7 separate regions of the Homo sapiens genome follow, and all the other regions are linked to region 7. A link is a contact called in ENCODE Hi-C or POLR2A ChIA-PET data. All regions are on one chromosome and are shown on one strand. Each heading gives the region's core, a stretch centred on a gene start or an enhancer-like site at or near the end of the contact. The rest is flanking DNA. Distances are from core to core; before and after follow the strand shown. Region 1 has its middle 40 kb from the start of REL-DT. Region 2 holds the start of PEX13 (peroxisomal biogenesis factor 13). Region 3 has its middle 88 kb from the start of MIR5192. Region 4 holds the start of PAPOLG (poly(A) polymerase gamma). Region 5 overlaps PUS10 (pseudouridine synthase 10). Region 6 holds the start of SANBR (SANT and BTB domain regulator of CSR). Region 7 has its middle 160 kb from the start of XPO1.

Region 1 (3,488 bases), core at 840-3,339, 850 kb after region 7:
TCTAGGTGGTGGGGGGACAGGGCTGTCTTCGGGAGGGAAGGAAGGCAACAGGAATGGCCCACACCTCCACACCTCTGAAAGTGAGGACAGGCTTCTCCCCTGAGGTAGTGAATGAAGACTACCACCAGCCTTCAGGGGCTGCTCCTGACCGTCCTCCCTTAAGCAATTCCTGAATTTAATTTCAGGCTTACTATTCAGAACAGTTGCAGCTTTTCGGTATTTTTATTTGCCTGGTCCTTTGTGGAGGTTTTGTCTCTTCATTTGTATTTTTGTGTTTTACTGTAGTGGCCTAGTTTAAATTCTTTTCTGTCTTCCTTTTAATACTATAATCTCTTAGCCTACAAATTAAACAACCACATCCAATTGTGCCATCATCTGCCAGGTGGTGTGGGCTGGTTTTCTAACTCTTGTCCTACATGTGAGGGACAAATTCTGAATGCATGCCACTCTTAGTCTTCGCTATTCGCGACTATTCTCAATTAAGAAAAGGCTTATAAACGTGGAGACCCTTTAGTATCTCCTGACTTTATTCTGATTTCTTTTTTCTATGGATCTCCTCTGTGGAGATATTCTGGTTTCATAAATGAAAAACATTTATGGGTCAAGCTATGTAGCTTGATAAAAGATCCTACTACAATTTTAACAAATCAGGGGTTTTACCAAAATAATACCACTAGACCTCAACTTAAATAGCATTTTAACAAGACTGTGGCCTCTTTAACATTTGTTAAAATAGCTAGATATAGATTTTTAAAGTTATTTTTATTACATAATATTGAAGATATTATCAAAAGAAATAAACTTTGTTATAATTCTAAACTCATAGCAAAAATTATATAGATTTTGTGTATTATATAGATTATATAAGGACCTTGAAATAATGCACAAATGTCTTTCTAGATGCAAACACATTCTTCATATGACCATTATAATTTCTGAAAGAAAATCTGTATACATACATATGTATTATGTGGGAAAAAAAAGCCATCTACTGTGGCTATCATCGGATTATGAATGATTTCACATGTTTTCACTTTTTTTTTTTTTTTTTTTTTTTTTTGAGGTGGAATCTCACTCTCGTCCAGGCTGGAGTACAGTGGTGCCATCTCGGCTCACTGCAACCTCTGCGTCCTGGGTTCAATCAATTCTCCTGCCTCAGCCTCCTGAGTAGCTGGGATTACAGGCACATGCCACCATGTCCGTCTACTTTTTGTATTTTTAGTAGAGGTGGAGTTGCACCATGTTGGCCAGGCTGGTCTCAAGCTCCTGACCTCAGGTGATCCACCTCCCAAAGTGCTGGGATTACAGGCATGAGCCACCGCGCCCGGCCTGTTTTCACTTTTGTTTGTATTTTTTTGCTTCAGTAAAAAAGAGTTGAGAATAAGTAGAAAATAAGAAATATAGGCATCCTTCTGTATGTTGCAATGAAGGTCTTAATAGCAAAGAAACTGGCTTCTGGGACCAGCAGTATCAGCATCACCTGGGAACTTGTTAGAAATGCAAATTCTTGAGCCCACCCCAGACCTGCTAAATTAGAAACTCTGGGGGTAGGTCCAGCAATCTGCTTTAAGGAAACCTCAAGGTGACTCTGATGCATACTAAATTTGAAGACCACTGTTCTAAAGGATAGCACAAAACCAATTTGGCAAATGCTTAAGAGAGATCCAGTCTGGGAATAGATGTTTTGTTTTGTTCAATTTGGTCTCTGCCCCTTCCCTTCCTCAGCCAACCCGATTCATCTTGCTGCAATCAAACCTGTACCAGTGTTTCTCAACCCTGGCTGGGGAGCTCTTAAAAATGCCTGTGCCCAGGTGTCTCTCCAGGCCAATCTAATCACACCCTCTGTGGATGGGTCCCGGGCATCCAGGTGCTCCTGCTGTGCGCCAGGCTTGACAAATTCTGTTCTATATTCAGGTACTTTTGCGGTTGAAACAGATGATTGTTAACACCTGCCCTCAACTTCTTTCATTTATTTCCTGCAGACTCTGTGAAGCAGAACTCGGGCCTCTAGCGTCTGCTAGTCTAGATCTAAAGGTGTTTCCTGAGGGACAGTTTGGCCTGGCATGCAGGTACCTCTGCAGACCACAACAGTGCACCGAAAACACCCCCTCCCAGCACGCACACAAGTCTGGCTCCTCAGCCAAACATCAAACACCAACACTGCTGCCCATGCCAGATGCCAAGTGAGATAATGTGTGTTATACCCTTAGTGTGTTACAAAGAGAAAAGATTAATAAATGTTAGCTATCCTTATCTTCATTATCTAAATAAGGCATGTGGATCTCTTTTCATTTAAACTCACAAAATACCTGCTTAGAAGGCCTATCATGGTTGTTTCATCTTGAATTTTGTAACCATCAACTTTCATGTGAAGCCAGTGAGGGACCACTCACAGTCATGAGGGATGTTCTAAGCCAGCAGTTCTTAAAATGTGTATCACACGGGATCTTGTTAGAAATGTAAACTCTGGGCCCGGCACGGTGGCTCACGCCTGTAATCCCAGCACTTTGGGAGGCCGAGGCAGGCGGATCACGAGGTCAGGAGATTGAGACCATCCTGGCTAACACAGTGAAACCCCGTCTCTACTAAAAATACAAAAAATCAGCTGGGCGTGGTGGGCACCTGTAGTCCCAGCTACTCGGGAGGCTGAGGCAGGAGAATGGCGTGAACCCGGAAGGCGGAGCTTGCAGTGAGCCGAGATCACGCCACTGCACTCCAGCCTGGGTGACAGAGCAAGACTCCGTCTCAAAAAAAAGAAAAGAAAAGAAATGCAAACTCCGCTAGGCCTGGCGGCTTGTGCCTGTAATCCCAGTGCTTTAGGAGGCTAAGGTGGGAGAATTCTTCAGCTCAGGAGTTCAAGACCAGCCTGGGGAACATAGTGAGACCGCCCCCCACTGCCCCCACTCCACCACTTCCCTGCTCATAAATGAATGAGTAAAAAGAAATGCAAATTCTTTATTTTATTTATTGTTTTTGAGACAGGGTCTCACTCTGTTGCCCAGGCTGGAGTGCAGTAGCTCCATCTCGGCTCACTGCAGCCTCCATCTCCTGGGTTCAAGTGATTCTCCTGCCTCAGCCTCCCGAGTAGCTGGGATTACAGGCACCTGCCACCATGCCCAGCTGATTTTTGTATTTTTAGTAGAGGTGGGGTTTCACCATGTTGGCCAGGCTGATCTGGAACTCGTGGCCTCAAGCCATCCACCCGCCTCAGCCTCCCAAAGTGCTGGGACTACAGGTATGAGCCACCATGCCCAGCCAAGAAATGCAAATTCTTGAGGCCTACCTCAGTACTACTATATCAAAAACCCTGGAGGTGGTGCCCAGCCACCCATTTTCACAAGGCCCCCTGTGTTTCTGATGCATGCTCAGGTTTAAGAACTGCTGCTCTAAGCCTTCAGCCTCTCGAGCTTGTTGGAAATGCATGACCTCAGGCCCCACCCCAGATGACTGATTTAGAATCCCCAGGTCATTCAGATGCACATTAGAGC
Region 2 (3,273 bases), core at 113-2,612, 680 kb after region 7:
TAAAGAAGAATGGGAGAGTTTAGCCGTCTTTTATTTTGAAAAATTCGACATAAGTCTGGCAAATGTTAACACTGTTTAAAGTTGAGTAGTGAATATATAGGTATTATCTTACTCTCTACTGGTCTCTGTGTTTAAAATATTTCACGATAAAGTGGGAAAATGGTTAATTTTACATAAAAAGAACTTTAACAGATGCAAAAAATAAAACCTCTCTCATTCGACAAGCAGCCTAAATGGGGAAAAAAGAACCCACTCAAAAAAAAGGTAGCAGATAATGTCACCGTGGCTTACCAGCCTAATCAAACTTATTACTTGTTATGTATATATCCTTATTAAACTAAGTCGTTACTGTGTTAAAGCATTTTAGTGTTTAAATAAAAGATTTCAGAATACAGCAGAAATACATTCCAATATGTTGGGGTTTTTACGCTTAGGAAAACCTACAATAGTAGGTGATTTGACATTTGAATCACACCTATCTGAATTAAGATGTCCAGCACTACCAAACAAAAGCCACACGAGGCCACGAAACACTCCCAACTCTGCATGTTTTAGCCTTTTTAAAGTCCTAGAAACCAACTGATACTGATTAAAAACCAAACAAAAAAAAAATACAGGCCTCAGAAAAATACACTATTTTGCACACAAAGTCCATCCATAGGCCTCAGATCTAGAACTCCTGCTTTAAAGTTGCTTCTCCAATCTCGATCCGAAACACTGGCTGAGTTATGCTGGAAAAGAATGCAAAGTGTACGGGGCTTGAGTTCCTGTTGCGTAAAACCTTTCCGGCTTTCAGCAACTTCTCGAGAGGTTAACACCTTTAAGGAGAGACTTTGCTCCCTGTCGATGCCGTGGCTGGACAAATGCCGCTCTCAACTGCTACAGACCAAAGTCTACGCTTTAAAGATAGAGAAGCCATTCTGTCAAAGTGAAAACAGAAGCGGTAGGTAGGAAGCCGCCCCCCTTTCTTTCAAGCACAGAGACCCAGAGAGACGCCCAGGAGCTCCCGAAAAAAACGTTGCTGATTAGAGCTGCCGGGTCAGAAACAGCTGTGAGACACTAAAGTCCCCACTGGTAAGCGCCCCAGCTCCACCTCGGCCCCTATCCCCAAGGTTGGGTATTGGTTAAAGGGGGGAAGGGAATACCTCCACTAACAACCGCTACAACCGCCTCCTGCCAAGTCCCCGCTCGGGCCCACTAAACTCACAGCCTGAAGAATCCCACACTCACTGGAAAGTGGGGCCCGGTCCTGGTCCCGGTCCGGCTCCCGGAATTCGGCGGGTCTCCCAGGGTTTGGGGGGAGGTGGCGGCTGGGACGCCATCTCCTCCGCCTCCTCTCGGCTCCCGCTCCTACCCCTGACTGTCCAGGCCCGCGTAGACCAGCACCTGGAGCGTAAGACACAACGGGCAGAACACCGAGCCGTCCACCCCGCCCACCCTTGCAGTCAGGACAAGGCTTGAGTTACTTTGCCAGCTGAATCCATACAGCGGGAGGATGCCACTAATTTGTAGGAAGAAACACGCTCTTTGTATTTGCCCCAGAAAGAGCTGCCTTTCTAAACCTCAGGGTAAAGGCTCATCGATATTTCTGGTAGCGGCTACAACTCCCTAGACGTCGGAGTCCCACCGAGGCTTTTCTGGGAGTGGACCAGTCGGGCTGGGAGTAAAGCCGCACGCACTCCTTCGCTCGTGGGGGAGGTAGGGTGAGGTGGCAAACCAGGCAGTTTTTCGGATTTCCTCTACAAACAAGAAGGGAGAAGCTCACTTAGTCCTAGCGAGAGCGGGCTGGTACTTTTGTTCTAAAACGCACGTTTCCTCGGGGAACAGAATTGCTAGACGCAATAGGTGCGTTGTCTTTAGTCTTCCCTCTTCCCTTCGAGGGCCGGAAGGGGTTAAATCTCAGGCTCCGGCGTCTGGGGAGAAGGTGAGGCGGGTAGGTAAGAGGTGAAGGAGTGCAGACTGGGTGCAAAAGAGGTGTGGCGGGAGAGAGTTCGTTTCTCTCCTGCTGGAGCGGCTTTGTTAGCAAAGGAGGGGTGAGTGGGAAGTTTGTTGCACCTGACCGAAGGGGGAAGGGCTTGCTTGGCGAAAACTGAGGCTTGAGGTTAGATCTCGGGATGAACTTTTCAAGAGTCCACAGTAGATTCCAGAGCTGAATGTTTCAGAAGCCCAGTGAAGTGTGATCACCTCTTTCTCCGTAAATCCACACCCCCAGCCCCACGCCGCGTTACGAATGACACCCTTCGGTAGGGAAATGAGTTTTAAAAGATCTTAGGATATGAGACTCAGTCTGGTCATTTCGCTAGTTTTTCTTATACCCTGCCCCTTTTCTCGTTTTCGATGACTGGTTTTTGTAATCGTCCAAGAGGTGAAAATAAAGTCCTTCCTCTCCTCCAGTAAGCCAGAGACTGGGCTAGTTATCCTTGATTTGGGGAGGAGGGATTCAGTCCTCCTAGGGAGCCTGACACATGAAAGGCGGCTTTGTAGCAACTTGTTACAGAGTTATTTCTATAAAACAAACACATAAACGAAAAGCAAACATCTTGAGGGTAACCAACACTGGAAAACTTACATTGTGGAATGCCTTTCTCAGGGCTTGCTTTCAAACATAATAAATCTAATATGGACAACCGATTTCTAATATCTTATGAAATCCTGGCATTTAATTATCTCACGATGAAAAAACCAAATTTAAGACGTAACGTATTTTCTCCTTTTAATGTTAACATTCTTGAGAAGTTGATAAATTGTTGGTAGGTGAAAATGATGTTGAGAGGTTTGTAAATTCATAGCTCGTTTATTAACACACATTCAAAAGAGGTCTTTTTTGGGGTCTATTTTTAGACCTCTTCAAATTACTCAGGACTGGAAGTTTTGTAATTCTCATCAATCAGGTTTGGGAACTTCTCAGAGCCAGGAGATTGTAATGTGTCATTTATTTACTTTGCATGATACCTTTGTTCTTGTGAACTTACTGGAAAAATAAACATTGTCTTCTAGCCATGGAAAATAAAATAAATTTTAATATAGCTATTTAAGTATCGAGGGAAATCTTCATTAAGTGTCCTTTTAAAGTGCTTATTGATTTATTGGAAGAGGGTGTATTTCTTCTGTCTCTTTTTGAGTTAAATGTTACTTCTGAATTAAGTAAAATTCTTGACCTTAACTAATGGAGAAAAAATAACTTAGAGTAACAGGTGAAACAGAAACAGTTTCTCTGTGTATGTAGTCAGAGATGCACTGTAAATGCTTATATTCGCCCCTCACAGCATCCGA
Region 3 (3,496 bases), core at 640-3,139, 600 kb before region 7:
CTCCTGAGTAGCTGGGATTACAGATGCCCACCACCATGCCCGGCTAATTTTTGTATTGTTAGTAGAGATGTGGGGGTTTCACCATGTTGGCCAGGCTGGTCTCAAACTCCTGACCTCAGGTGATCTGCCCACCTCGGCCTCCCAAAGTGCTGGGATTACAGGCGTGAGCCACTGTGCCCGGACTTAGCCTTTTTTCCCCTTTTCTTTTTTTTTTACAATTTTTTATGGGGCAATATTTCATCCCATAAAATAGAATGAGTGTCCTCCCTGGCCTTTTCACTAAAATGCTTTTATTTGTGTCACTATAAAACAAGTCTGCACCCTATCAGTTTCCTATGCCTTTGTCATAAAGTTGTAAAATAACCTAATGAGTAGTAAATAGCAAGTTAGACAAAGGTCTACACCCCTAGAAAGTCAGGTAATTCCTTGAACAGGCCTGCCAGACAATGCCCAAGGCTGACATGACTCAAAGGACCTGCAGGAATCTCTGCTCCATTTTCAAGTCTTGGACAATTTTCCCTAACAATTTTCCTGTTCCTATTTCCCAGGGGAAAGGAAACAGGAATGTGAGGCCCACAGCTGTGCCCAGGGAGGAAATAGTGAACTGAGCTATCAAAGAAGGGAGAGGCCCAGGGATGTCCTGTGGTCCTAAGGAAGCTAGCTGGTCTGCATCCCAGCAGGACATCAGTGGTTTTGAAAAATATAGGCATTCATAGAAAAGATAGCAGGAAAGAAAACCAGACAGGGCTGTCTGGATCCACAGACCACCCAGATCATCCTCAGACCCACCAGAATCATTCTTGCCCCAGGGTTCCAGACCCATGGCAGGTGGCACAGCCTGGGACCTGGCCTCTCCCTCTAGGTTTCATGAGCACTGTTCCAACTGCCATGACTTCGGGTGAGTCCCTCAGCCTTTCTTTTTCTTTTCTTTTTTTTTTTCTTTTTTTTTTTTTTGGAGATAGAGTATTGCTCTGTCGCCCAAGCTGGAGTGTAGTGGCATGATCTTGGCTCACCACAACCTCCCCCTCCCGGGTTCAAGAGAGTCTCCTGCCTCAGCCTCCTGAGTAGCTGGGATTACAGGCGCACACCACCACACCGGGCTGATGTTTGTATTTTTAGTAGAGATGGGGTTTTGCCATGTTGGCCAGGCAGGTCTTGAACTCCTGACCTCAGGTGATTCACCTGCCTCAGTCTCCCAAAGTGCTGGGATTACAGGCATCAGCCACTGTGCCCAGCCCCTCGACCTTTCTTTTTCAGACATTGGAAATGGGACACGTTAGCCCTATCTGCTCAGAGGGGAACTCCAAAGCGAGCCCAGAGCAGATGTGGGAGTGGATTCGGCCTCCTCCGGACCCCTCCAGCTGGGTGGAAGGGGTCTTGCCAGCCAGTTCCCCCAGGACAGCATCTGAGTGCAGGTGGACCCTGGTGACTGGCCCCATGACAGCCAAGGCTCCGGAAACCACAGCATGTCTGCAGCTGCAGGGTCTTCTTTTGTGGGAAGGGGAAAAGCAAAGCCGCCCTGAGGGAATGCTAAACATGTGCTCAGCAGAGAGGCTCCGGGCTGGGAGAGGAAGGTGAGGCGGGAGCCTGTAAACAAAAGGCCACAGCCCTGAGAAATCCAGGAGGAGCTGGTAGGAGGCGGGGCGCGAACGGCCCTGGCTGCAGCCTGTGCCAGACCAGCCAGGCGCCCTGTTTACAGTGCTGGTCACACTGGGGCAACCAGAACCAGGGCTTGCTGAATTCTTCACCTCCTAGGTGACTGAACGGAGCTGGGAGGAGTCAATTCAGTCCCCTTGGCCTTCGTGCCAGCTGGCCTCTCCCGAGGTTAATAATTCAGGCCTCTCCAGCCAGTGGGCCCAGGGCCTGCGTCAGGGCTGTGAACTGTGGTTTCTGTTTCCCTGGCTGCCTCCCCACAGTGCTAGGCCGACAGTGCTGCCAACCAGAAGACCCTCCTCAGCCACCCACCAGTGGGGGCATCCTGCCTGACCTTCAGCCTGCCCCAGCCTGCTTCCCACGCCCACAGGGAGGGCAGGTATCGTGCAGCTCCTCTGGTTACTGTTCTCTGGCAGCCGTCCAATCCCTGCCCTGGGTTGCTGGATTCACACCTCACCGGGCACACTTCAAGGAAGGGAAGCTCTCATTGCCCTCCCTCCTCCATGCCCTTCTCATGCTTCACTCCCAATCCTGTGCCCCAGGTGCCTCTACTCCCAGACCCGGACTCACTGGTATGTGGGGGACCAGCACGGCAGAGGGCAGGAATACAACTGCTCCCCTTTCTCCAGACCCCTAACTCTGTTCACAATTGTCAAGAAAGCCCCAGACCACTGACGTGATGGTATGGGTAGGAACCGGGGTGACAGCTCTGTGGCCTGAGTGTCTGGGCAGGGCAGAGAAGCATCCTGGGAGACCTCATTCCCCCTGGGTGGGTTCCTGGCATTCCCGTCACGGGCTTGAGCCAGAAAAAGTGACCATTGAAAGAGCCTCCACCTCAGACACTGGCTAGGGCAGAGGGTCAGTTCAGCAACCTGCCGTCCCTGGGTTGTGGGCTTCCCCCAGTACACCAGCTGCGGAAAAGCAGAGTCTGAACAAAACAAGAGAGGGTCCCTGATGGTGGAACTTCTCACGGGGAGCTGGAACTTCTCACGGGGAGCTGAACCCGGGAGGGGGAGATTGTGGTGAGCCGAGATCATGCCGCTACACTCCAGCCTGGGCGACAGAGCAATACTCTATCTCAAAAAAAAAAAAAAAGAAAGAAAAAGAAAGGCCGAGGGACTCACCCGAAGTCATGGCGGTGGGAATAGTGCCCATGAAACCTAGAGGGAGAGGCCAGGTCCCAGGCTGTGCCACCTGCCATGGGTCTGGAACCCTGGGGCAAGAATGAATCTGGTGGGTCTGAGGATGATCTGGGTGGTCTGTGGATCCAGACAGCCCTGTCTGGTTTTCTTTCCTGCTATCTTTTCTATGAATGCCTATATTTTTCAAAACCACTGATGTCCTGCTAGGATGCAGACCAGCTAGCTTCTTACGGGGCTGCTGCTGTGGTGGGGCTCACACGGAGGAGGCAAGAAGCCTTCTGCCTTGACAAATGTAATCGCCAGGTAGCAGGGACTCTGGCAGGTGGCAGGCAGCTCAGGGCCTTCAGAGAAATGAGGAGAGCCCTGGACAACAGCCAGGAGAAATCTGGGAATATAGAGGAGACAGCAGTCCTTAAAGGACCCCAGATTAGGCAACTTTCAGTTTCAAAGTGACAGAAAGTTTCTCTACCTCTTCAGTGGGAAGAGCCTAGAGGACTGCTTTGCTGACTTTGGCACTCAGACAGAACCTCCTGGATAAGAGGCAGGGAAAATACCTCTTACATAACCTCAACTTTTCGAAAGCCAGGGCATGCCACTGATACATAACGAGATCGCTTTGATCTGAGAGTGCTCCAGAGCTAGTCTTCTTTTCACTAGGGATGAATGAAAAACACACTGTTTTTCCTCTGCTCTCACACCAC
Region 4 (3,435 bases), core at 890-3,389, 940 kb after region 7:
GGGAGAAAGAATCAAATGGAAGATAAAATAGCCTGTATACCTTCCAAAATGACTCAAAAAAAAAAAAAAAAAAAAAAACCCCAGAAACCAAAATACTGGTTAATTTATCTTCTGTATTTATTTTGTTGTAGAACAAACAAAACTTCAATTAGTTATTTCAAGTGGTAATTTCTTTTTAAAGATTTGGCTTTTTACCTCTGAGAAAGCTAGAGCAGTGTTTTGGTATTGTTTGTGTAATACATATGTAAATATATACGGTAAGTGAATAGGACAGAGTAATTATCTACATATCTATATAGTATCACTCAATCGCAATAATCCTAAGGGGTATTGAATAAGTGCCATTTTACAGATAAGTACCTGAAAGTCAAAGAGAGGACAAGCCAGAATCTGAACTCCAAAACCTCTTTCCACTACTCCATTCTCTCCTCTCTAACTACTTCAGCTCTGACACCATGATGACGGGCCTCACTTTTTTACCTGTATGCTGACAAAGTTGGCCAACTAGCCTACTGGCCCTAAAATTCCAAATCCAGGTTCTGAACTTCCCCCATCTAGAGGGGAGGGGAAAGTAAACAACAGAATCCCACATTCCCTTCAAACCATCAATTTCACTTACAGGCAAACAACCTAGAGAAATTCTAGTTACAAGCGTACAAAGAGACACCTAAAAGAACGTTCACTGTCACATTGTAACATTAAAAACTTAGAAATAAAATAGTCACTAACAGGAAAAGAATTAAATTAGGGTGTTTTCCTACAATAGAATACAATACAATAATTAATATTAATTAATTACAACTAAAATACTAACATGAACAAAGCTCAGAGATACTATGTTGTGCTAAAGAAGTTACAGAATTCCAAGTGTGATACGAGTTATATAAAGTTTAAAAACAACTAGAACTATGCCAGTTATTATGAACACATGTGTATGTAGTAATAGCATTAAAAAACATGCAGCTCCCATGATTCGAGGGCGGAAAAAAAAGAAGTAAAATAAAAAACAGGCAGCAACGATAAACATCAAATTCAAGACTGTGGAGACATCTGGAGCAAGAGATGATTGGGACCAGAGAAGGAGGTAGGAGAGTCCTTCAGATGTATCTGGAATGCTTGATTTCTTTTTAAAATAAATACACAGATACGTATATACACACCGTGTGTGTGCGTGTGTGCATGTACGTGTATGTGTGTACAGTTACGTTTTGGGAGAAATGGGTGGTGGCTCCACAAATGATGCTTATGTTATTCTCTACATTTTTCTGCATGTTTAAATTATTTCCTAATAGACCAAAATGGAAGAAGCTACAACAAAATCTTGCCAAGTACGGGAACTGTTTCTGACTTATCAAAGTGTGAACAAGAGGTACAGACCGGTAGATGTTGTGGGTAGGTGGGGAAGCAGGGGGTGAGGGAGAGGGTGGGGACGGCGGTGAAAAGACTGTAGCCTCATATGAAAGAGAAACCCTTGGGCTGCGATAGGTCTTTCACTCCTGAAGACCTGGAGACAGCCGGTCGGGAAGGGAGGAGGGGGAGGCAGGGGGATGGTATTTGCGCCAATGCAGACAGGAGCAGACGGGCTCAGACAGTGCTGGGGGCAGGCGAGTGACCGACAATTTCTCCCTACGGACACAGGCACCTCTTTCCCTCCTCATCCTTTTCTGAGGGCGTCCTCGGAGGCGGGACAGCTGGGGACTCCCGGAGTCCCCGAGTCCGTGCAGGGGTGGCCAGGTGAGCCGCCGGGTTTAGGGGAGGTGCCCTTGCGGACCGGCCGGGAGCCGGGAAGGAGACCATCCCGGCGAGCTGCGTGCAGGGCGCAAGGGACAGGGAACGGAAACAAGGACACAGTCGGACCACCTCAGCTCACCCCTACCCGCCTCACCCCAACCGCCGCCCCCCACCACTTACGCAGACATCTCTTTCATCGCTTCCTGCGTCTCCCTCTCCAGCGAGTGTTTATCGCTCTGGAGTCCTGTTCTTGCTGTTCCCTTCTCCCCCTGTTCACTTTCCTCCGGTCGCTAGTAGCTCGCTTGCTCGCTCACTTTCCCACTTACTATGGCTGAGGCATCCAACCGAGTAGTGAAAACACCACAAAACCGGCTCTATTTATGACAATACAGCGCGGCCGACGCCAATATGGCGCCGCTTCCCAGCCTGCCTCTCGCAGGTCTCAGCCCCGCCCCTGGAGGTCTGGACCACCCTCAGCCACGCCCCCTCTGCCTTTAGGTCCCGGGAGGCTCCGGGGCCCCGCCCACAAGCTCAGGGCTCTCAGTATACCGTTGGTTCGAAGGAGTATTTATTTGGTACTCTCCTTTGTCCGCGGTACTGTCAATGCCGGTAGACCGCTTGGAAGGAAATTTGGAGATATGTTTTCCTTGCCTCTCGAATGGCAGCATATATCATACATTTTTTAAAAAGGTCACACCCTTGCCTAGCAAAAACTATTTCAACGCCTCCGTTATCCTACATCTTTGATTTAATTATAGTTATACATAATTAACTCACCAGTTGAGATTTTGTCTCGAAAGGGTCACACCCAGGAACATACGACTTTCACACAAGTATCCCAGGGAAAAACAAGCTTGTAAATTGGAGGCTTAACTGTTCACTTCACCCCTAAGTACCACCTTTGATTAGTGACATTCTGGCATTTAGCTGACAGAGGTTGAAAATAGTAGCTAGCAGTTTGCAATAGGATAAATCCCAGGCTGAAACAAAAATCTTACACTTTTAAATAGTGGAAATCATGTTCGATGTGAGTGTGGGGATGAAAATGAGAAAATAATAACCAATTTTAAAATGCTGAAAGGTAGAAGTAATTTCAAGCACTAAATCATTACAAAGAAAAGGAAGTCAAGAACTGCTTGCTCTTGAACATAACTCAGAGTCACAGTAAATAGAGGAGATTACTTGCTGATTAATTCATTAAAAAATATTTATTGAGGCAAGATACAGTGGCTCACACCTGTAATCCCAGCACTTTGGGAGGCCAAGGTGGGAGAATTGCTTGAGGCCAGGAGTTCGAGAACAGCCTGGGCAACATAGTGAGACCCTGTCACTACAAAAAGTTTTAAAAAAATTAGCTGGGCATGGTGGCCCATGCCTGTAGTCCCAGCTACTCAGGAGGCTGGGGTGGGAGGATCTCTTTGAGTCCAGGACGTGGAGGCTGCAGGAAACCAGGATGGCACCACTGCATTCCAGCCAGAGTGATAGAAGGAGACCCTGTCTCAAAAAAATAAATAAATAAATAAATAAATAAAAACTACAAAACATATTTTTGAAAACCTGAGCAAGGTGCAGTGGCTCTTGCCTGCAATCCCAGTGCTTTGTGACGCCAAGGCTGGTGGATCACTTGAGGCCATGAGTTCTATTAAGACCAGCCTGGCCAACATGGCAAAAACCCATCTCTACTTAAAAGCAACAACAAAAACC
Region 5 (3,537 bases), core at 125-2,624, 700 kb after region 7:
ATTTTTGACTTCCTTTTTTTTTTTTGCTCTGAGGAAGATTGATGCATGTATGTGTGATGATGAATTATGATGGTGAAGTCCCTTAATTGGAGGTGGAAGTCCCAATGAAGTTTTTAGCCACATCCTTTGTCATGGATATGTCCAAATGTCCAAGAAGAGGGGGCTAGGTGGCAAGTGCTACCTTGAAGTCAGACACATCCAAACTCATTGTCAGAAACCTCTTTCTTAAGGAATAGTACTACTACTTTCTTCCCTCCAAGCAGAAGGAAGGACCAGCAAAATAGTCTTTGGCCAGGTTTGTCAGTTACGAAGTGTCGATCTGGCCGGGCGCGGTGGCTCACGCCTGTAATCCCAGCACTGTGGGAGGCCGAGGCAGGCAGATCACGAGGTCAGGAGATCGAGACCATCCTGGCTAACAGGGTGAAACCCCATCTCTACTAAAAATACAAAAAATTTGCCAGGCTTGGTGGCAGGCGCCTGTAGTCCCAGCTACTCGGGAGGCTGAGAAAGGAGAATGGCGTGAACATGGGAGGCGGAACTTGCAGTGAGCCGAGATCGCGCCACTGCACTCCAGACTGGGCAACAGAGCAAGACTCCATCTCAAAAAAAAAAGTGTCAATCAATTGCAGTGCTACAGCTGCTCCTCCTTTTTAAAATTAGGTTTTACTGCTCCAAATATTGAAAGTTATTTTTACAAATCTTCCCTTTTAAATAAAACTGAATATATTTTTCCTCACTGATATTAATACAGGATCAATACTAGTGGAATCTGTTTTCTAGACTAGATACCATTCAAGGCCCCAGGTGGAAATGTTTAGCTGGGAATTTTGTCTTAAAAAACTGAGTATCTTTCTCCTTGCCATTATGTTTATTATGCAAAGTTATCCAGTTTTTCTTAATGTAATACATATTTTCCAGTCAATTTGGACCTTTCTTTTTTTCTTTTTTTTTTTGAGACAGAGTCTCACCCTGTCTCCCAGGCTGGAGTGCAGTGGCATGATCTCAGCTCACTGCAACGTCCACCTCACGGGTTCAAGTGATTCTTCTGCCTCAGCCTGTCAAGTAGCGGGGACTGCAGCCATGTGCCGCCACACCTGGCTAATTTTTTTGTATTCTTAGTAGAGATGGGGTTTCACCATGTTGGCCAGGATGGTGTCAATCTCCTGACCTTGTGGTCTGCCTGCCTCAGCCTTCCAAAGTCCTCGGATTACAGGTGTGAGCCACTGCGCCTGGCCTGGACACTTTCATAATTTATAAAACTCTGATGTAAAAAACCCTAGTTGAGCACTGGATTGACATTTCACAGGGCTACTTCCTTTTTATTGTGTGTAGCTTTTGGTTTCACAATTAGTGCGTCAGAGATCAGCTGGATATATGGCAGTCTCCAGAGCCAGGGCAAGAGTGCTCAGCACGTACTTGCAGAGGGCTAGTTTTTTATCTTTAAAAATTAAATCCATGGCAAATTAAAGAGCCATATATCGTATTCATTAAATTATAATTTGAAAGCTACTTGTGTAAGTAAATGTTGCGGTATCGAGTATGATCAAAACCTTTGATTCTTTTTTCTGGTGGAATCTAAGTTTCTCTCTAAACTGGTTGTTAAAATGTTATTGCCAGTAGCTGAGTAAAGATAATGTGAGGGGAACTAACTTGTGTGGGGAAAAAATAAAATGGATTTTATTTAAATGTGGTCATGAGCCATATAAAAGGAAATGAAATAATAAAATAGATGCAAAGGTATTAACATAAATAGCCCTTTTAGTCTTATATTAAGAAGCATAATATGAAGTGATTTCTATTTAGAATTTAGTTCACATCCAGGATTTAAATTTTCTGTGAGGCTGGGGTGTTATGATGTGTATTGATTATCTGATATTCCTTTAGTATTATCACTAGAAATTCATATTAGAAATCGTGAGTTGGTGATTTTAGTGAGACTTTCATATTCTGAAAGCATCACAGAAATTCATGACCTGTTGTGGAGTGGGCATGTGCACTCATGCCCTATTGAGTAAATCAGTAGCTAGTCATGAATGCTAAATTTGTATTCCAAAACATTTTTTTTTAAATGTAGACATGTATTAAGGTACTTCTGGCTGCGTATAGTGGCTTATGCCTATAATCCCAGCACTTTGGGAGGCTAAGACAGGGGAATCACTTGAGGCTAGAAGTTCACGACCAGCTTGGTCAACATGGCGAAAACCCGTCTCTACTAAAAATGTAATGTAAAAATTAGCTGGGTGTGGTGGCAGGCACCTGTAGTCCCAGCTACTTGGAAGCTGAGGCAGGAGAATCGCTTGAACCCAGGAAGTGGAGGTTGCAGTTAGCTGAGATCGCACCACTATACTCCAGCCTGGGTGACAGAGCGAAACCCTGTCTCAAAAAAAAAAAAAAAAAGTGCTTCTGTTGAGTAACATTCAATCTGCAACTTGTTTCTTAGGTGGCATGCAGCAACTGATATTTCAGTTACTGCTTTATTGGTCTGGCCCCAGGGAGGTGTCCCCTACCACGTTAAATTGGAGGTCATATGGTCTGTGCACAATGACTTTTCCCCTCCAATTTTCGTAATATTTATTTCTTTTTCTTGCTTTGTTGCATTGGCTAAGATCGCTAGTACATTGTTAAACAGAATTAGGGATAATGAGAATTCTTTTGGATTATTTTTCTGTTTGAATTCTACCCCCTCACACATATCATTATCTTAGAAGTTATGCATTTACAGTTTTTCCTTTACTCTTAAAAGTACTAATTAAATTGGTACTCCCATTTCTACAAAAAATAAAAAATTAGCTGGACATGGTGGTGCATGCCTGTAGTCCCAGCTATTCAAGAGGCTGAGATAGGAGGATTGTTTGAGCCCAGGAAGTTGAGGCTGCAGTGAGCCAAGATTGAGCCATTGCACTCCATCCTGGATGACAGAGTGAGACTCTCTCTCTCAAATAAAAATAAATACTTTTATCTTTCCCAGAGAATGCAAAGACCTTGGAATACTTGGATTCCTTGTATCTCTTAATTTACATTTCATTGTGTGTGTTTTAATTTGACACATGTTTAAATCTCATGTGACATTATTTTATACAAGTAATATTCTATACAATCAGTCAATATTCACAGATTTACCTACATATTCATCTTGTGTATTACCCTTTATTTCAGCTGTCATCTGGGATTATATTCTTCTGCATGAAGAATATCCTTTAGTTTAGTTTTTGTTTTTTAAAGTATAGGTCAGGCCAGGTGCAGGGACTCATGCCTGTAATCCCAGCATTTTAGGAGACTGAGGCAGGAGGATTGCCTGAGCCCAGGAGTTTGAGACCAGCCTGGGCAACATAGAGAGACTCCGTCTCTACAAAAAAATAAAATGTTAGGCCAGGCATGGTTGTTCACACCTGTAATTTCAGCACTTTAGGGGGCCAACTCAGGATCATTTGAGCCCAGGAGTTCAAGACCAGCCTGGGCAGCATAACAAGACCTCATGTCAACAAAAAATGAAGAAAGTTATCTGGGCTTGGTGGTGTGCACCTGTAGTCCCAGCTA
Region 6 (3,140 bases), core at 449-2,948, 630 kb after region 7:
AGACAGGGTTTCACCATGTTGGCCAGGATAGTCTCGATCTCCTGACCTCGTGATCCGCCCGTCTCGGCCTCCCAAAGTGCTGGGATTACAGGCGTGAGCCACTGCACCCGGCCAGGGCGTTTTATTATAATTTGTTTGGGCCTTGGTAGAAAGCAATCTAAAATGGAATTCAGGGCAAGGATCTTCCCTGAGAGCTCATTTCTCTTCACTTCCAAAAAGATTCATTTAAAAGTTCAAAAATATTACCCACGTCAAACACTTAAAAGCTTACATTTCAAATGTGATACTAATTTATGCTATACATGTTTAAGAGTACTTTAAATCATCCAAATGAGAAAAAAGTTTTTCTGTTGACTTTCTCTTTATACAACTGTACTAGGCAAGGGAAGACCCCCCAGCATTAATTCTAGTTAAATGAATGTCCAAGAAATCAGAGTCTGAATTTAAGTATAAAAGGCATAGCATTGATGGATAATCCTTAATAAAACATAAATTATCTCGAAATAGCTGTTATAGTGCACCTCATTCAGGAAAGTATAAATTTATCAAAAACGGTGACAAGAAAAAGCTCAAAGTTCAAATTACTATGAAATCCACTCCCATTCATAAAATATCAAAATCTTGACAATATTTAAGGTAAAATACGTTATTTACCAAAAATAAAAATCCAATATGTTTAACAGACTTCATTTTTTAAGAACATACTTCCCCTCCCCTCCCCGACCCCCTTCTCTTGGTTTATGTATTTAATATACATGTATTAATTAAGAAGACTAGTCTAAGTCACTTCCACACCAGATAGAGGTCTACAACAGGAATCTGATATATTTTTTTCTTATTTCAAATAGAAAAAAAAGCTCTTGGAGACAGAGACGTTTTCCCTTAGCCAGTGGAAAGATGGGAAGAGAGGGGGCCCCGTGGGGCAGGCAGGCAGGCAGGTCAAAGGCCTCTGGCCTAACAGAGGGCGGCGGTAACACCGAGTCATCCCGGACCGGGAAGAAGCCTTGTACCCAGGCTTCCTGACTTCTGCACACACAGGAGATCGGAGTCAGCTGGAGGAGAAAGTAAAATCACATCCCAGAACCGGCATGAGGTCAAAGCCAGTCAAACCTTGGGCCCGGAGGCTCACTACGCGGCGCGTCCTCGGGGCACCCCCAGACCTTCGCGCCCCGCTCCCGCCCGTGGAGGCACAGAAACTCCAGGGGCGCAGAGCGGACAAAGGCGCCGGGCAGCGGGAGCGAGGCGGGGCAGAGGCCCGGGGCGCGGCCGGGCGCGCAGAAGCTGGGGTTCCCGCCGCTGTGCGCGGGCGGGACGGTCTGCAGGGACATGGACCGGGCGGGTGACGGGACGCGGGCCAGCTGGCTGCTCGAGGCGCGGCCGGCTGAGGCTGTGCACGGGGGCGTTCGGGGGCGTTTGGGCAAGTGGGACCCCGCCCGGGGTGGGAAGCCGCGGCGGGAGCCGGCTGGCTGTGAGCGGTACCGCCCCATGCCGCACTTCCCGCCCCGCGGTGGGCACCCGAGCCCCCTCGGCGTCTCGCTCACCTCCACAGGGCCGCGGCTGCCCTCGCAGCGCCTCTGTTACCTGCAGTGGTCGGCACCGCCCGCGCTCGCGCCCTGAAGCTGCCGCTACCGAGCCCGCAACCCCGTCCGCAGCGCCTCACACCCCGCCCCCGCCCGCTTGCAGGCGGCTGCGGAGACTAGCGCCGAGGGGTGGGGGAGCCGCCGAGCCGACGCCGCCCGGCCAATCGCGGGCCAGCGCCGCAGCGGCGGAGCCAATGAGCGCCGAGCCCCTGCCGGGCGGGAGGGCACCGGAGGGGCGGCGGCGGCTGACTGTCGCCTTGCCTTGCCTGCTGCTTCTCCTTCCTCCTCTGGCATACACTCCCAGGCTTGTCGCAGTGCAGCGTCCCCACCCTCCCAGCGTCTTGTCTCTTAGCAACCAGATCCTAGGAGCCTGATCTTAGGTGACCAACCCTGAGTCCAGAAGAAAGGGGGATATACAGGAGATAAAAGATTAAAGAATGGATGAAATTGTTCTTGGTGCAGATCATTTGGTACACCGCTTAGGTAGAGCGGAAAGATCGCATGATGAGGGACACCGAAAGTATCTTTTAGACCAAGGTCTTTGGGTAAGGACCTGAAGTGTCTTTACCAGGAGGTAGCTCTTTAAAAATGTAAATAGCTCTGGATTACAAATTCGGTTTTCATACATTAATAGGGTGTGTGTGTGTGTGTGTGTGTGTGTGTGTGTGTGTTATTGTGAGGAACACTACTATTGGGCATCTAGTAAAATGCAAACGGCTCAATATTGTAGGGTAACTGCTACATGTCAACATTTCTATCTAATTTCCACTTGGTCTATTCTGAGAACCAAAATTAAATGTTAGGATTAGAAAGAACAGAAAAAGTAAAGCCTTAACCAAATGAATAATTACTACGAGATCTGATGATTAAGTAGAGATTAAGTGGTTCACTGTACAGAATGTCAGGAGTTTTTACCAATTGTATCATCCTGTGACTTTCTGCAGATCTTTTACGATTTTTGTTCCACAAAGACATTAAAGTGGCTGGGTGCGGTGGCTCACACCTGTAATCCCATAATCCCAGCATTTAGGGAGACCAAGACGAGAGGATTGCTTGAGCACAGCCTGAACAACAAAGTGAAACCCTGTCTCTACCAAAAAAAAAAAAAAGTTGTTTTTTTTTTAAGTTAGCTGGGCGTGGTGGCCCCAATGAGCTATGTTTGCACCACTGCACTCCAAGCTGGGCAACAGAGTGAGACCCTGTCAAAAATAAAAATAAAAATAAAGTTAGGCAAGTGTCGTATCATAAGATGTTAGGTTAAGTCAGGTAAATTCTTTTTTTATTTTTTTGAGATGGAGTCTTGCTCTGTTGCCCAGGCTGGAGTGCAGTGGCACCGTCTGGGCTCACTGCAACCTCCACCTCCCTTCAAGCGATTCTCCTACCACAGCCTCCTGAGTAACTGGGATTTACAGGCGCATGCCACCATGTCCAGCTAATTTTTTGTATTTTTAGTAGAGATGGGGTTTCACCATGTTGGTCTTGAACTCCTGACCTCAGGTGATCTGCCCGCCTCGGCCTCCCAAAGTGCTGGGATTACAGGCGTGAGCCACCATGCCCAGC
Region 7 (3,197 bases), core at 582-3,081:
TGTAGTCACTTAGTATCTACTTCATGGGCTGTCTTTTCTTTTCTTTTCTTTTCTTTTTTTTTTTGAGATGGAGTCTCGCTCTGTCACCCAGGCTGGAGTGCAGTGAAGCGATCTCGGCTCACTGCAAGCTCCGCCTCCCGGGTTCACGCCATTCTCCTGCCTCAGCCTCCCGAGTAGCTGGGACTACAGGCATGCGCCACCATGCCAAGCTAATTTTTGTATTTTTAGTAGAGACGGGGTTTCACCGTATTGGCCAGGATGGTCTCAATCTCCTGACCTCGCGATCCACCTGCTTCTGCCTCCCAAAGTACTGTGATTACAGACGTGAGCCACCGCGCCCGGCCAAGGGCTTTCTTTTCTTACACTCCTGTTGATGCTTCAAATGCCCCCTCAGATGGGCCTCACTCCGGGTTGAAACTGTTTGTTTGCTTGCTTGTATTTTTGTTTGTTTGAGACAGTCTCGCTTTTTTGCCCAGGCTGGAGTGCAATGGCTCGATCTTGGCTCACTGCAACCTCCGCCTCCTGGGTTCAAGCAATTCTCCCGCCTCAGCCTCCCCAGTAGCTGGGACTACAGGCACGCGCCACCACGCTCGGCTAATTTTTGTATTTTTAGTAGAGACGAGGTTTCACCATGTTGGCCAGCCTGGTCTTGAACTTCTGACCTCAAGTGATCTGCCCGCCTCGGCCTCCCGAAGTGCTGGGATTACAGACGCGAGCCACCGCGCCCGGCCAAAACTTTTTCTTAGGCTCCCATTCCCCATATCTCATGAAATTAGTCACCCCCTCACCTATTCTACCTTTGTGTCTACCATATGTTTTTGTTATTAAATGTATAATGCTGGAGTATAGTTACTTTTCTGTGTCATATATGTCTTTGTTTTCCCACCGTGTAGCACAGAAGTTGGCTGGTTAAACCGAATACATAAAAAGCAATTATATAGTTTTCTTTCTTTCCTCGAAAGGCTTACTCTCTTTAGTCCTTTAGACTAGCATTGGGGTAGGTGACACAATCAAGACTTAAGCTAAAGTGAAGGAATTCAGTGAAGAGGGTGTCACAAAACTAGAGAAATGGAATAGCCTCTCTGAAAAAAGAATCCTGTGCAGGGAGCCGCTGAGAGAGGACCCATGTCACATATGAGCAATTGGGAGGGAGGGAGAACCTTGTCTTCGCTTCCCAGGGTGTGCCATGTCCTGCTGCTCACAGGTTAGCCTGGCCGTACGTATTTCTCAGGGTCCAGTTTTCTACTTAAAGGAAAAAACAAAATACAAAAAAAAAAAAAAAAAAGGCAACTAACCCGTTAAGCTGGAAGAATATTTTTAGATAGCTGGGGCCTGGGAATACTTCTGTTACTTAACATGACCCCAGCCAGTGTGCATTTCATCCTGGATTGCCTCAGGGGTGGGAATCTTGGCTTAGGGTGGCACTGCGGAGGGGCAGCCCTGAAGACCCCCTACCCACACAGCGCAGACCCCCTGACTGCGCCCCCGCGTGGCAGCCAGCCTGAGGGCGGGGGGGCGAAACCAGGGTTTGCCCCGCCCCTTTCTCCCCTCCAAGTCGGCAGCGGCACTGGAAAGTGAAAATGAGAGTAGAAACCACCTGAGCACCCTCGCTCAGGCTGGCGACCCACACTGGTCATGTAGGCTGTGGGAGAGGAAGGGGAGCGCAGGTGGCTTGCAGGCAGGTGACCCTGTCAAGGGAAACCGGGAGGGGCTTCCTCTGGCCGCGGCCCCGCCCCACCCCGCCTCCCTTGGGCCCCGCCCCCACGAGTCTCCTCCCCCCACGAGGCCCCTCCCGGTTCCTACACCTCGGCCCCGCCCTGCGCTTTCGCCTCCGAGGCCACGCCCCCTAGGACCTGGCCAAGCCCCGCACTGAGGCTCCACAAGGCTTCGGCCTGTACGGCCACTTCCTCTTCCTCCTGCCTCTCCTCCTTTTTGGGGGACAGGGCCGCGCCGTGCCGCTGGCCCACAGACCTCGTGGATGCCGCATAGAATGGCCTGAAGCAAACACGGGGTTTTTCCCATAAGGGCCCCATCCAGGTCCGGGGGTTGGGTCACCTCTCCTGTACGTCTCTGCTGTGAGACCTTTTGCGGGGCGCGGACCCTGAAGATCCCTTTGGGTTTCTTCCTCCTTGCTCACCGGCCGGACCCAAGTGATGAGAAGGGGAGTAGGGAGATAAATTGTGGAAAGAAAAGAATGCTGCTGAATTACGGAGTGCCTAACTGAAGAAAAATCAGGGAGCAAGGACATGAGGGGGCAGTAAAATTTTTGAGGAAGATTCGTTGTCAGAAAATAGAAATGGCTAGAATCACCATCAAAGTGTCAGTCATTTCAAACTGCCTTTTAATTACAGTCCCCAGGATGCCTGGTAATTACAGTAGACATCTGACCTAATACTCGCAGACAAAGTTCAGATGGAAATATTTAGAGAAATGCAGGCACAAAGCAGGAAATTGGGGTATTGGTGTTTTCAGAGTTCTCTTTGGGTATCTCTTTGGGTATTGGGGGGGAAAAGCTCCAATGAAATATATCAGACATGATTTAAAAAATGACATGAAGCCACTGTCTGGTTTTCCTCAGGCCCGACATTGGGCAGCATTCACAGCAAGTATTCATTGGCTGGTGGAAGCCCTTGTGATCAAAATGAAGTCAGATGATTTAGCACATACAGTTGTTTGCCTGTGTTCTCCAAAACTGAAGAGCATTGCATTCACATTTCTTGTAGGGAGTGTAAAGGAAACAAACCACTCACCTGCTGCAAGTGCTTAGCATTGTGCTAGAATAATTACAGAAGCTATCTCAGGCTGGGCATGGTGGTGCACGCCTGTAATCCCAGCTACTTGGGAGGCTGAGACGGGAGGATCGCTTGAGCCCAGGAGAGATCACAACACTGCACTCCAGCCTGGGTGACAGGGTGAGACTGTCCAAAAAAAGGAAAAGAATAATTCAGCAGTAGTTGGTTACAGAGTGAAAAGTACTCCCACTTGATTTTTATTTTATTATCCTGGACTCGATTTTATTATCAAGTGGGATTTTTACCAGGGCTTTCAGAAGTTAAGGTAATTTGCCCAAGGTCACATGATTAGTAAATTATCAGTTTAGGATTGAACTCAGGTCACCTGTCTCCCCCAAATCATACAGAATGCAGGTGTGTACATTTATCTAAGTGTATCAAACTGTACAGGTAAATGGGTACATT

What was found. A loop is a pair of places that touch in the nucleus more often than their neighbours do. ChIA-PET counts read pairs that join two places held with the same protein, here RNA polymerase II (POLR2A). Pooled maps may share reads with other maps.
Region 1: a map with no recorded cell type shows a loop between it and region 7 (8-fold over the local background). The contact joins two enhancer-like sites. A Hi-C loop is called at or near these places in 4 of 37 single-sample maps with no recorded cell type and 3 of 50 pooled maps.
Region 2: a loop to region 7 is called in a map of naive thymus-derived CD4-positive, alpha-beta T cell, with 18 times the contacts of the local background. The contact joins the promoter of PEX13 here to the enhancer-like site in region 7. A Hi-C loop is called at or near these places in 1 of 168 maps with a recorded cell type or tissue (naive thymus-derived CD4-positive, alpha-beta T cell), 3 of 37 single-sample maps with no recorded cell type and 11 of 50 pooled maps. POLR2A ChIA-PET finds 5 or more read pairs at or near these places in 3 of 52 experiments (Caco-2, GM12878 and T-cell).
Region 3: a pooled map shows a loop between it and region 7 (2.8-fold over the local background). The contact joins two enhancer-like sites. A Hi-C loop is called at or near these places in 6 of 37 single-sample maps with no recorded cell type and 4 of 50 pooled maps. POLR2A ChIA-PET finds 5 or more read pairs at or near these places in 1 of 52 experiments (activated naive CD4-positive, alpha-beta T cell).
Region 4: a loop to region 7 is called in a map of B cell, with 33 times the contacts of the local background. The contact joins the promoter of PAPOLG here to the enhancer-like site in region 7. A Hi-C loop is called at or near these places in 4 of 168 maps with a recorded cell type or tissue (B cell, CD4-positive, alpha-beta T cell and naive thymus-derived CD4-positive, alpha-beta T cell) and 10 of 50 pooled maps.
Region 5: a pooled map shows a loop between it and region 7 (4-fold over the local background). The contact joins two enhancer-like sites. A Hi-C loop is called at or near these places in 1 of 50 pooled maps. POLR2A ChIA-PET finds 5 or more read pairs at or near these places in 4 of 52 experiments (Caco-2, GM12878, WTC11 and 1 more).
Region 6: a map of naive thymus-derived CD4-positive, alpha-beta T cell shows a loop between it and region 7 (2.8-fold over the local background). The contact joins the promoter of SANBR here to the enhancer-like site in region 7. A Hi-C loop is called at or near these places in 1 of 168 maps with a recorded cell type or tissue (naive thymus-derived CD4-positive, alpha-beta T cell) and 10 of 50 pooled maps. POLR2A ChIA-PET finds 5 or more read pairs at or near these places in 2 of 52 experiments (BJ and GM12878).

The regions. Positions count from the first base shown.
Region 1 is chr2:60,839,557-60,843,044 of GRCh38, reverse strand. No RefSeq gene overlaps it. Among named protein-coding and RNA genes, the nearest start is that of REL-DT, 40 kb to the left of the region's middle. RefSeq lists an enhancer at 1,557-1,976. Within about 2 kb of position 2,089, at least 5 of the 41 ENCODE cell types and tissues checked have a DNase peak (open chromatin) inside an H3K27ac peak, as active enhancers do.
Region 2 is chr2:61,015,809-61,019,081 of GRCh38, reverse strand. It overlaps PEX13 (peroxisomal biogenesis factor 13), which reads right to left and starts at 1,362. Exons shown (of 4, transcript NM_002618.4): 1 at 1,231-1,362. The coding sequence starts at 1,322. It overlaps PUS10 (pseudouridine synthase 10), which reads left to right and starts at 827. Exons shown (of 18, transcript NM_144709.4): 1 at 827-1,074. RefSeq lists an enhancer at 906-955.
Region 3 is chr2:62,292,149-62,295,644 of GRCh38, reverse strand. No RefSeq gene overlaps it. Among named protein-coding and RNA genes, the nearest start is that of MIR5192, 88 kb to the right of the region's middle. Within about 2 kb of position 1,889, at least 21 of the 41 ENCODE cell types and tissues checked have a DNase peak (open chromatin) inside an H3K27ac peak, as active enhancers do.
Region 4 is chr2:60,754,972-60,758,406 of GRCh38, reverse strand. PAPOLG (poly(A) polymerase gamma) reads right to left here and starts at 2,139. Exons shown (of 22, transcript NM_022894.4): 1 at 1,912-2,139. The coding sequence starts at 1,928. RefSeq lists an enhancer at 1,914-2,223.
Region 5 is chr2:60,990,873-60,994,409 of GRCh38, reverse strand. All of the region lies in intron 4 of PUS10 (pseudouridine synthase 10), which reads left to right. Among named protein-coding and RNA genes, the nearest start is that of PEX13, 25 kb to the left of the region's middle. RefSeq lists an enhancer at 1,115-1,464. Within about 2 kb of position 1,374, at least 5 of the 41 ENCODE cell types and tissues checked have a DNase peak (open chromatin) inside an H3K27ac peak, as active enhancers do; they include GM12878, where a contact is called at or near this core.
Region 6 is chr2:61,064,429-61,067,568 of GRCh38, reverse strand. It overlaps SANBR (SANT and BTB domain regulator of CSR), which reads right to left and starts at 1,698. Exons shown (of 22, transcript NM_001129993.3): 1 at 1,542-1,698. RefSeq lists silencers at 1,099-1,158, 1,169-1,518, 1,549-1,918 and enhancers at 808-1,307, 1,308-1,809.
Region 7 is chr2:61,693,370-61,696,566 of GRCh38, reverse strand. No RefSeq gene overlaps it. Among named protein-coding and RNA genes, the nearest start is that of XPO1, 160 kb to the right of the region's middle. RefSeq lists enhancers at 88-703, 1,976-2,105 and a silencer at 1,676-1,835. Within about 2 kb of position 1,831, at least 29 of the 41 ENCODE cell types and tissues checked have a DNase peak (open chromatin) inside an H3K27ac peak, as active enhancers do; they include B cell and GM12878, where a contact is called at or near this core.